2 separate regions of the Homo sapiens genome follow, and region 2 is linked to region 1. Evidence: chromatin loops called from intact Hi-C (ENCODE). Cell type or tissue: psoas muscle. All regions are shown on one strand. Links, peaks and the distances in the headings refer to the core of each region. The heading gives the core; the rest is flanking DNA. Region 1 overlaps TNNI1 (troponin I1, slow skeletal type). Region 2 has its middle 30 kb from the start of TNNT2.

Region 1 (5,305 bases), core at 306-5,305:
GACCTGAAGCTGAAGGTGATGGACCTCCGTGGGAAGTTCAAGCGCCCGCCCCTGCGTCGAGTCCGTGTCTCGGCTGACGCCATGCTCCGGGCCCTGCTGGGCTCCAAGCACAAGGTGTCCATGGATCTGCGGGCCAACCTCAAGTCTGTGAAGAAGGAAGACACAGAGAAGGTGAGGTCCCTTTCCTCAGAACATTCCACCCTCTGCCCTACCAGCTTTCCCCTTGTCAACCCCTCACATGGCCTCAGGCTGGCCCAGGAGCTCCTGTTGGAGACCAGTCAGCTTGACAGACAGAACATTCTAGAATGCTTTGGGAGACCAGTGTGGGAAGAAAGAAAGAAGATTTGCTCCCTTCCTTCAGGCTGTTCCCAGTCTGACGAAGAAACTAGGACATAAAGAAAGCTAGACCCCAGACGGAGAAATGAAGTAAAAATCTTGTTCCCAGTGTGAAGATAATGTGGAGATTTAGGGTAATGGTGGAGATGACTGCCTGGTCACCACAGGGAAAGGAGACAGCAGCTCATCTTGGTTATAGCCACACACGAGCATAGACATTAGAGAACTGAGTTCAACCACCCAGCAACAAATTATTCAAAGTTGGTTGAATTCACAGTATATGTGCCCCAAATTGATAGGCTCTGTAAGGAACAGGGATGAAGGAACAGTCTCTGGCCCAAGAAGCTTCAGAGGAGAAGAGATAAGCCAGACAATATACTGAGGAAATGGAAAAGCAGCCGCATTTGCAGGGGAAGACTTCTTGGAAGAGGTGGCCTTGAGCCTGCTGAGTGCCAGACCAGGAGGGTGGCATGGAGCCTTGGAGGAGGTTTTGCTGAGGTGCACTGAGGTGGGAACTAGCCCCATAGCTGCCACTTTCACCCAGTGCTCCCAAGCCACACAGCTTCCTTTTTCCTGTGGGGCCTCGGCTTGGCCTGTGTCCACCTGCCTGGCTGAGTCCTAGGACCTTACCAGCTGGGGAGGGGCATCAGGATTTCTTATCATCCGAGGAGACTGGTTTCCTATCACCCAGCTTCTCTTGAGCTGGGGGGCCGTCCAGCCTGGTAAGTCCCTGATGTGTGTGCCACTTGTCTACAGGAGCGGCCTGTGGAGGTGGGTGACTGGAGGAAGAACGTGGAGGCCATGTCTGGCATGGAAGGCCGGAAGAAGATGTTTGATGCCGCCAAGTCTCCGACCTCACAATAGAGGTACCTAGAGACCAGCTCCCTTCTCTGGGGTCCATCAGAGTCTAGAGGATAATGAGGGAGTCCACAATGGGCAGGCGGGTTGTACTTAGTGTGGTGCACGGATGCACGGACTAAGGCACCGATGAGACTGATTTGAGTCGGCTCTCCTGGGCTCAGTCCTGGCTCCAGCACCATGATACTTGGGCATGTCATTTCTGTTTGGCGGCCCTTTTTGTTCCCATTATCTATGAAATTGGGGGCTGTATCAAATCAGTGGTTCTCCAAGTGTGGTCCTGGGACCAGCAGCGTCTACATCACCTGGGATGCAAATGATCAGCCCCCACCCCAGATCCACTAAATTGGAAACTCTGGGGTGAGGCCAGCCTTCTAGGTGATTCTGATGCACATGAGAGTTTGAGAACCACTAGGTTAGAGGGTCCCTGGGATCCCTTCATCTCTGACTTTCTGAGAATCTATGCACTTTTAAATACCTCCTGGTGATGTCCTTTATTTGTGCTCCCTGCGAAGTACCCAGCACTCACAGTACCTGTTCCCAAGGAGCTACCACTCACAGAAGCTAAGACTTCCCACCATCTGAGGAAATAGCTGGAGAAACTGGGCAAAGCAAGGAAATCAGGCCACGTAAAACCCTCTACGGAAGTGCTGAGAGAATGTGCAATAGGGCAGGCATCCACCAGACAGCACTGGTCAGAGCAGGCTTTCTGGAGAGGAGGAGCTCTCTGAGGATGCGACGAGCGAGTGTTAGCTGATAAAGGGAAGGGCATGTTGAAGGGCTGATGGTGCAACAGAAGCATGGAGGTGGGAATTAAGCAGCCACAGAGTAGCATGGCAAGGCTAGGTAAGAGCTGAGGGCCGCAGTGTGGAGGAGCGGTGTGAGGGGTCCCAAAAGGGGAGCAACTGTGCCCGAGGGCCGAGAAGCTGAGGTTTTGTAGGAGCCCTTATGAATGAAGATCCAGTCCGGGGTGCGCTAGGGCTGAGAAGCCCTGGGGACTGCATGTGCTGTAGGTAAGTCAGGGATTCATGCGCTGCACACAGGTCCCCGGGAACTGATGGCTTTGCCTCTTTGTCCCTACAGGCCAGCTTGCTGTGCTGCGCTCTGAGCTCCTGCTTCATGCTTCTTCTCCAACCCAGCTCACTCACCTCTCTGCCTGTGTCTGGAGCATCCCTTCCCACCTCTCCCCCACTTCTTCCCTCCAGCCTGCATGCCCTCCTCTGGAACTGGGATTAAACAGATACCCAAGAGGCAGGAAAAACGCGAGTGTCTGAAGACCTCACCCTGGCAGGGTGGGCTTCTATCCACCCATGAGGCACCTGGGGCTTCTCAGCCACCCCGTGGTGTAACAAGTGGAGGAGGAGGAGGGGGTGAGAACACCTTTCCTCCAGCCCTGTGCCACACTCCTTCTATGTGTGTACAGTGTCCACAGGCATCACACCTTCTTCATTAAAAACCCAGTTTCCTGGTCATTTCTGCAGCTCTGACTGTGAGCCCTGAGAAGAAAGGGAAGACTTGGGGCTTGGGAAGAGAGGGCTGTGCTGGGCTCCAGTCACCCTGTCTGCAGTCCGGAGCTCGGGATCTGAAGGGAGGGCTAAGGAATTGGTGGCTGCTTGCCAGGGTCCCCTGGGGCCCCTTCTGCCCAGTCCCTGTGACGTCACACTGCACACACTCACCACCCAGGATGCTCAGCTCACCAGAGCCCTGACCTCCGAGAAATGACCCCGTCCTGCCCCTGACTCTGGCCATCAGAAGAGGCCTCTCCATTAAGAGCCGCTTCTCCTGCCGGCTTTCATACTCTCCTTCCTCTGCAAACCTGGATTAACTCTCCCTGATGTGTGCTGGGTTGAGAGGTCAGGGCACTTTCAATCCCTCACCTAGTCCTGCTGCACAGGGCAGGAGGCCTCACAGAAGAGATACTTGCAGTTCCAGGCCTGGCCACCAGGTGACGCCTTCCTTCTCTCCTGGGCTCTCCTGTCCCTCCGGCCTCTGCTCTCCCCACGTTCACCCACCCTCCTCCCAATTGTTTCCCCTTCACACTCCTGCACTGGTCCTATCCCCCAGGACTGATTCTTTCCCGGAGATGGGGTGGCCACTTATCTGTCCTCTGGATCAGGTCCTTTCTCCATCCCACTACCTCCTGGGTCCAAAGCCTGGTGAGAGCATAGGGCCTTCTGGGGTGGAAGGGGGGTCTGGGGCAGCCTCTCTTCCCCCAACATACTCACTAGAGTGGCTCCTGTGAAGCAGAGACCAAAGTTCTGACTTTTCTTTTTCCTTTTTTTTTTTTTTTTGAGATGGAGTCTCGCTGTGTCACCCAGGCTGGAGTGCAGTGACGCGATCTCGACTCACTGCAACCTCCGCCTCCCAGGTTCAAGCGATTCTCCTGCTTCAACCTCCTGAGTAGCTGGGATTACAGGTGCGTGCCACCACACCCCGCTAATTTTTGTATTTTTAGTAGAGACAGGGTTTCACCATGTTGGTCAGGCTGGTCTCGAACTCCTGACCTCGTAATCTGCCCACCTCGGCCTCCCAAAGTTCTGGGATTACAGGTGTGAGCGACCACATCCGGTCAAGTTCTGACTTTTCAGGGCAGTGGGATGGTGACTTCTGAGCTAAGCCTGCAAGGGAAGTGGCTGTTCCCAGACCTGGGGTCCCTTGGCTTTTCGACCACCCTAGCACTGGCCCTAGGAGGGGCTGAGTTATCAGAGCAGCAACCCTTCTACCCACCCTACTGAGTCCCCATTCTACCTTCGAATCCCATGTATTATCTTCCATAAGTGCCAGAAATTGGTACAAAGTGCAGTGCCAGCTGCTCCCCAGGGCATGGTCTGGCTCTCTGGGCTGCTGGGCTGCCAGCCCCTTTCAGAAAGCATGGCAGTGGGAACCAGCAACTTGGGCTACCTTAGGGGAAGCAGCACTCTGCCCAGGGTTCTTGCTATAAATAGGTCAGTGGGCAGAGAGGCAGATGTGTGCAAAAAGCACAACCCCAATCACACACAGAAACCCGTAGGCACGGACACACCCAGTCTCAATGCACGAAGTTGGAGAACCTGACAGGGCTGGTCCAGGCCACAGAGGATGGGGTTAGGCTTCATGCCTTCATGCCCAGGCAGCCACAGAAACCCACTCTTCCCCGCCTCACAGGGCTCCTCCGGTTGGCCTGGATCCAAAGCGATCTCCTTGTTTCACCTCTTTCCAGCTCTTCCCTAGAGCCTGGCCCCAAGTTCCAGAGTCAAATCCCAGTTTTGCAGTCAACTATTAACCTGGGGCCCTGGCAGATTGGGGTATCCACCCAGTCATGTAAAGGCAGGAGACCTGCTCTGGGCCTGACTCAAAGCAAACACGTGGGTGCAGAAGACCCATGGGAGGAGGAGGTGGGGCCCACTCAACACACCTAAGCCAGTGGCCCTCTAGGAGGGGCAGAAGAGCCAACCAGAGGGTTCCTGGAGGTCATCGGGTTCCTCCTTCTGCTTCCAGGCAGCAACAGACCTAATTCATCTCCTGTGAGGATGGAGCAAGGGCGAATATAGGCATAGACATATCTGGAGCGCAAGGATTGAGAGGCCCTGTGGACAAGGGGAAGGAGAGCTTGGGGGTGGGAGAGGGATCTATGGAAGGGGCTGTTGTAGCCAAGAATGGGGCCTGGGCTGGGGGCCTGGCCTCTGGAGAGCCCTGATTCTACTCCAGTCTTCTCTCACCATGGAGACAACACCAGTAGAGCTGGGAGCTGGGGCCTGCCACTGAGTAACAGCTCACACATGTAGCACACTTATGCGTCAGGCACCAGCATGTACACCTTAATTTATTTAACTTTCACAACAACCCTAGGAGAAAGGTACAGCTACTATTCTCATGGTACAGTGGGGAAAACTGAGGCACAGAGAGGTTAGGGACTTTTCATGATCACACAGCTAATAAGTGGTGGTCCCAGGATTCAACCCAAGAAGTCTGTTAGAATCCATACTCTTATCGACTATTTTAATAACAGCATTTCAATAATAGTAATATGTGATGTTAAATGCTTTATCTGAGTTATATCATTGCATTCTCACAAAAATGGTACATTTGTTAGCTCAAATTTACAGATGAGGAAATGGAGGCCTGGAGAGTT
Region 2 (5,368 bases), core at 132-5,131, 61 kb after region 1:
GCAGTAACTGAGAAAAAATTAAAGCTCTTTGTAGCCAAACCTCACTTAAGGCGATACACTCCTCACTTAGGGTTTGACTCCTTGGGTGAGGTTTGACTACAAAGCCTCCTTTCAGGCCGGGCGTGGTGGCTCACGCCTGTTATCCCAGCACTTTGGGAGGCTGAGGCGGGTGGATCACGAGGTCGGGAGATCGAGACCTTCCTGGCTAACACAGTGAAACCCCGTCTCTACTAAAAATACAAAAAGTTAGCCAGACATGGTGGTGGGTGCCTGTAATCCCAGCTACTGAGGCTGAGGCAGGAGAATCGCTTGAACCTGGGAGGCAGAGGTTGCAGTGAGCTGAGATCACATGACTGCACTCCAGCCTGGGCGACAGAGCGAGACTCTGTCCCAAAAAATAAACAAACAAACAAAATCTCCTTTCGGTCCCCACTCAGCCTTCCCTGGGAGGCCAGCCCCAGCCACAGTAGCTCCCTTTGCAGCCCCCACCCTTCCACACTGCGCTCCCAGTCTCCTCTCCTGTCTGACTTTTCTCTCCGAGCTTTTTGTCTTTTACATACAATATGTTTTCACTGTTTACCTTGTTTTTTTGTCCGTCTCTCTCTCCACTTGACTGTAAGATCCAAGAGTTCAGGGATGTCTGTTCTGCTCACTGGGCACACGGTAGCCCTCAGTAACTACTTGCTGAATGAATGAACGATGTTTGCCCAGGAAGTTGAGGGCTCTTATTTAATAGACTGCATATATTACACAGTGTTCCACAAAGGGCAGAGGGAGAATCTTGCCGAACAGAAGATTTGGGGGCTCCAGAACAGGCGTAGTTGGGTATTTGACAATCTGAAGAGTTCAGGAAACACCATTTTTGGCTAGTGGAGCTGTCTAGGCCAGGGCTGCTGCACTCTGAATGAATGAGTCGGGAACCAGTCAGAAAGGAGATTTTCATGAGAAAGAGACCGGGCTGCCTTGCCACATGGGACAGAAGGATACTAATGTCCTCGCCAGCAGCAACTCATTTTGCATCCTGCTCAGGCAGGGGTTGAGAGTGGCAGGGAGTGGGAGGAAGTCACATGTGCCCCAGAATCTGCTTGGATTCTAGAAAGTGTTGAAGGGCATGGATTCTGAAGCCAGACTCCCTGGGTCCAATCCCAGCTGCACTAGGTATTTATTTAGTGACCTCAGTCAAGTTACTGTGCCTCAGTTTCTTCATCTGTAAAACAGGCATGATATTAGCAACCACCTCATTGGGTTATGGTGAGGATTAAATAAGCTCCTATAGGGCTGGGCACGGTGGCTCACGCCTGTAATCCCAGCACTTTGGGAGGCCGAGGCAGGCGGATCACCAGAGGTCAGGAGTTCAAGACCAGCCAGACCAACATGGTGAAACCCCATCTCTACTTAAAATACAAAAATTAGCCAGATGTGGTAGTGGGCGCCTGTAATCCCAGCTACTTGGGAGGCCGAGGCACAAGAATTGCTTGAACCTGGGAGGCAGAGGTTGCAGTGAGCCGAGATCACACCATTGCCCTCCAACCTGGGCCACAACAGTGAAACTCCATCTCAAAAAAGAAAAAAGAAAGCTCCTATAAATATAAGTGCTTGGAACAGTGCCTGGCACATGGAACAAGCAGATAAGCGTTTGCTGTCATCTTTGGCATATTGTGGAGATAGGAAGGGTCCCCGGCTCCCTGTCCTTTTCCCTTAATTGTGATGTCCATCCCCTCCTTCCTGCCTGCCCTTAGTTTCCTCCAACTTAGGTTTCCCTTTCCTCCCATGCCCCAGGCCTAGGGTGAGCCTTGTCTGGCTTCCTCCTTCCCACCTTCTCCTTCCTCAGAAGGAGTCAGCCCAGCCGGCCTTGCCCTGCCATGTGCAGCCAGACAGTGATGGAAGATGAGTCGCCAGTGCTGATGACACCCCCACCTCCCGCCCACCTCCCACCAGGACAGCAGAGATCTATTCCAAGGAGTGGATGGACAAGGAGCCCCAAGTCTTCATCGCTCTCTTGAGGGATTAGAGCTCCCCCTGGGTGTGGTTTGGGAGCCCTGCACCTGAATTATTGTCGCCCTGCCGGTGTGGACCAGAGAGAGCCCTGCCCACCTCCCAGCATCCACCTCCCAGCCCCCCGTCTGTGTCTCCCACCCCATTCCTAACTGTAAAATCCGTGCCCCCAGACTACCCTGGCCTCCTTGTTCTCCCTATCTCTCTAAACAATCCTCACTTCCACACTCTCTCCCCATTTCCACATTATTCTGCAGCCTCAGCTCTGCTTCCATGTGTTTTTTCCCTCCAAGTTGCCCTTCTTTTATAAGTCTGCCCTTCCAGGAAGTCTTCCTGGATTGGCCAGGACCTTGCTGCTCAAAGTGTGGCCCGCAGACCGGCATCAATGGTACCACCTGGGATCTTGTAGAAATGCAGAATCTCAGAATTTGCATTTTAATAAGATCCCCAGGGATCCATGTGCACATTCCAGTTTGAGAAGTATTGAACTAGGTCACCCTGCAGTCCCAAAGGTCCTTCATTCCTTGAAAAGACAGAGATTCTGGGAGCCTGTCTCAGATGGTGACAGGAGGGAGACAGGAGAGAGCATTTCAAAGAATGCAGCGAGCCCTGCTCCTGTCTTATATCTTGACTCCTACTTTCATGGCAGCCTGTCCACCAGCCTGTCCAGATTTCGAGGCTGAGCATGCTGGAATTCCCCCTGCAGGGCTCATCAGTTGCACTTGGTCTGCGGACACACTCTCCCAGTCCATGCCCATCTGCTTTGCCATTTGACTTGTTCCAGGAGAGCCTTTGTCTGGGATTCCAGAATTTCCCTTTGGAAGTAAGCTTAAACAATCTCAGTGTGGCTGCCCAAACTGGCTCTCTGAAATTGGAGTTCTGTTAAAGTTTTCTGCACTGAAGTAAGTTGGGAGGGGCTTCATGCCACCTTTGTCTTTTTCTCTTTCTTTCTCTGCTGTGATACACATGAGCACGTTAAAACTGCTGAGAATCACGAGTAAAAAAAACTGATTCACTCATTTAGCCCAGAGTTTCCAAAACTTAGACCTCCTTTGTCACTTAGCATTGTGAACATCCTCTGGAACTCATTTTGGGAAATGCTAATCTAATTCCCTAACACACACACACACACACACACACACACACACAGACACACACACACACACACACACACACAGACACACACACACACACAGACACACACACACAGAGACACATAGCAACTACTAAGATTTTATGCAAGGCTCTTTGGATGCTGCAGGACCCCTTGAGCTCATTTTCTAAGTGAGAAGCTGAGTCTTGTGGTGTTGGAGAGGATCTGCTGGGGCTTCTCTTCCAAATCCTTTCTGGGGGGGGCAGGGCTGGTACAGGCATCGTCAACTCACCAGGGTCTATGGGGAGGCTGTTCTTACCAACCTTGATTTCTCCTGTATACTGGATGGCTTGACTTTTATTTTGAGTCTCAAATGCTATTTGTTCTCTCAAATCTGCCAATCTAGTCCTGTAGTTGAAGTTCCTGCCAGCAGGGGGAAGTTCCTACCAGTTCCCATGGGCCTGATGGTCATTGTAAAAGGTGTCCTCCCCAGCTGAGGGAAGTTGGAAAGGACTTCTACGAATCCAGTGCTTGGGCTCAGTTTATGCAGGGAAGTTCTGTCTGCCTTGCCCACCTGGAGAATGGTGGCAGCAGAGTTTTCTAGCCAAATCTCGACTCGCCTTTTGCTGACACTGTGGTTAGACAGAAGGTGGAACTGGCAGGGCCAGTTCTGACAGCCTGACTCACGGCTTCTCTAGCTCCCTGCCACTGGTACAGGGAGGTTGAGGCTGGGTGGGGGGAGGGTGTGGGAATCTGTGCAGGAATGCCAAACTGGAGGCTTCTCAGTCCTAGCCAGGGAGCTGGGGCAGGCTGGGGGCAGTGTGTGGGGCTTGTTGAGAACCTAGGGAAGCTGATGGGCATGGGAAAAGGAGACCTTGAGAGCGCCAATGCTCTGAGAATCACAGAGTGAAGGCAGGGATTTCCGTTCCACAAAACTCACATGAAGGTCTGATTTGGGCTGGCAGGGACCCCAGATATCCCCTTATTTCAGCAGGAAGGAAGCTGGTGAGGAGGTTTTTCCAAGGCCACACGTTGACTCTGCGGTAGATCTGGGATCTCCTGATAGTTGCATTGAGGCATCACTTTTTGTGGCATCTGGGCTGCTTCCCCAGCTGGAACTGTCACATTCAGACTTACCTGAGAATAAATTTATCCCGAAGCTGATCTATCGGCTCTGGAGAATCCCATTTCCCAATACTAACATACGCCATGCCCAATTTCCTTGCTCCTCCTTGAGGAGGTGGCACAGTAGGATCCACCATGGGCTGAAGGTGCTGGATGATCTGGGGTGCCATGCAGTCAAAAGAGACCTTTGCCTGAGTTTCCAAGGAATTGGAGTTTGGAGATCCCACAACCTGGCAATTTCCAGGCCTAGATGACAGATTTGGGATATCCAAAATCTGAGAGAGTCCAGCCCTGTATTCGGTGTATTCGGTGCAACTCAGACCACAACTGATGTCCCTTTACCTATTCAGAACTCCAGTTCTTAAGAGGGACAGTGACAATCTGAGACATGTTCAGAGAAGGGTGACCAAGAGGGACACTAAATCATGTCCTTGAGGAATGGTTGAAGCAGCTCAGGAGGCTTAGCTTGGATATGAGAAAGCTCAGAGACACCAGAGAGCTGTGTTCAGATACTGGAAGGATTGTCATGGGGAAGACAGGCTGGACCGATTCTCCATGGCCCCAGTGAGTAAAGACAAGACCAGTGAGTGGAAGTTGTAGGAACCCAGAAGCCAGAGCAATACCAGATACTTGACTAACGGCCAGCACAGCTTTGAGTTCTCTTCCCCTGGAGGTGCTTGGAGGGTGCTGATTGGCCAATGTGGAAGAAGGTTTATGGGTCTTCAAGAGTCAGCTGCAGGAGGGAGGCCTGGGAGACTTTTAAGGTCATTTCAACATGCAATTCTATGCATCTATATCCAGACTCCTGTTCTATTCAGCTCATGTTGGGTTTGTGCTCTGTGCTGGACACTGTACCAGGTATGACGAAAGGGCAAAAAATGGAGCAAGTCACTATCACAGAGGGGAAAATAGACACACGCACAAGCCAGGGCACGACTCGTGCCTCCACACAGGTGCACGCAGGCCTCACAGAGGGGATGACATGCCAGTTGGGCCTCAAAGGATGAATAGAATTTTGACAGGCAGAGGCAGGGGAAAGGCACACCAGGCAGAAGAAGCAACACAAAGACAGTGGGATTAACCTGGCACATCGTGTTTGGGGAGATGCCAGTCATGGGTGGAGTAGAGGGAGTGAATGGGAAGCAGCAGGAGGCA

Evidence for each region. Hi-C counts contacts between places; a loop is a spot of excess contacts. Peaks named below come from ENCODE experiments on the same cell type or tissue, not always from the same donor. Only the 100,000 strongest peaks of a DNase experiment are listed, where the experiment ranks them.
Region 2: it touches region 1 in a loop (5-fold over the local background); 32 of 110 quality-filtered maps call a loop at or near these places.

What each region holds. Positions count from the first base shown.
Region 1 is chr1:201,406,223-201,411,527 of GRCh38, reverse strand. TNNI1 (troponin I1, slow skeletal type) reads left to right here. Exons shown (of 9, transcript NM_003281.4): 7 at 1-171; 8 at 1,093-1,202; 9 at 2,278-5,305. The coding sequence ends at 1,200. It overlaps LOC101929343 (a long non-coding RNA gene), which reads right to left. Exons shown (of 2, transcript XR_241172.3): 2 at 5,159-5,305. Among named protein-coding and RNA genes, the nearest start is that of LAD1, 9.6 kb to the right of the region's middle. RefSeq lists an enhancer at 3,177-3,256. In psoas muscle, for the core only: a CTCF peak has its summit at 3,136 (motif pointing right); a DNase peak (open chromatin) is centred at 3,147; H3K27ac peaks cover 726 bases.
Region 2 is chr1:201,344,939-201,350,306 of GRCh38, reverse strand. No RefSeq gene overlaps it. Among named protein-coding and RNA genes, the nearest start is that of TNNT2, 30 kb to the left of the region's middle. RefSeq lists enhancers at 1,793-1,932, 2,217-3,201, 3,312-3,812. In psoas muscle, for the core only: CTCF peaks have their summits at 2,025 and 3,501 (motif pointing right); no DNase peak of the experiment used is centred there.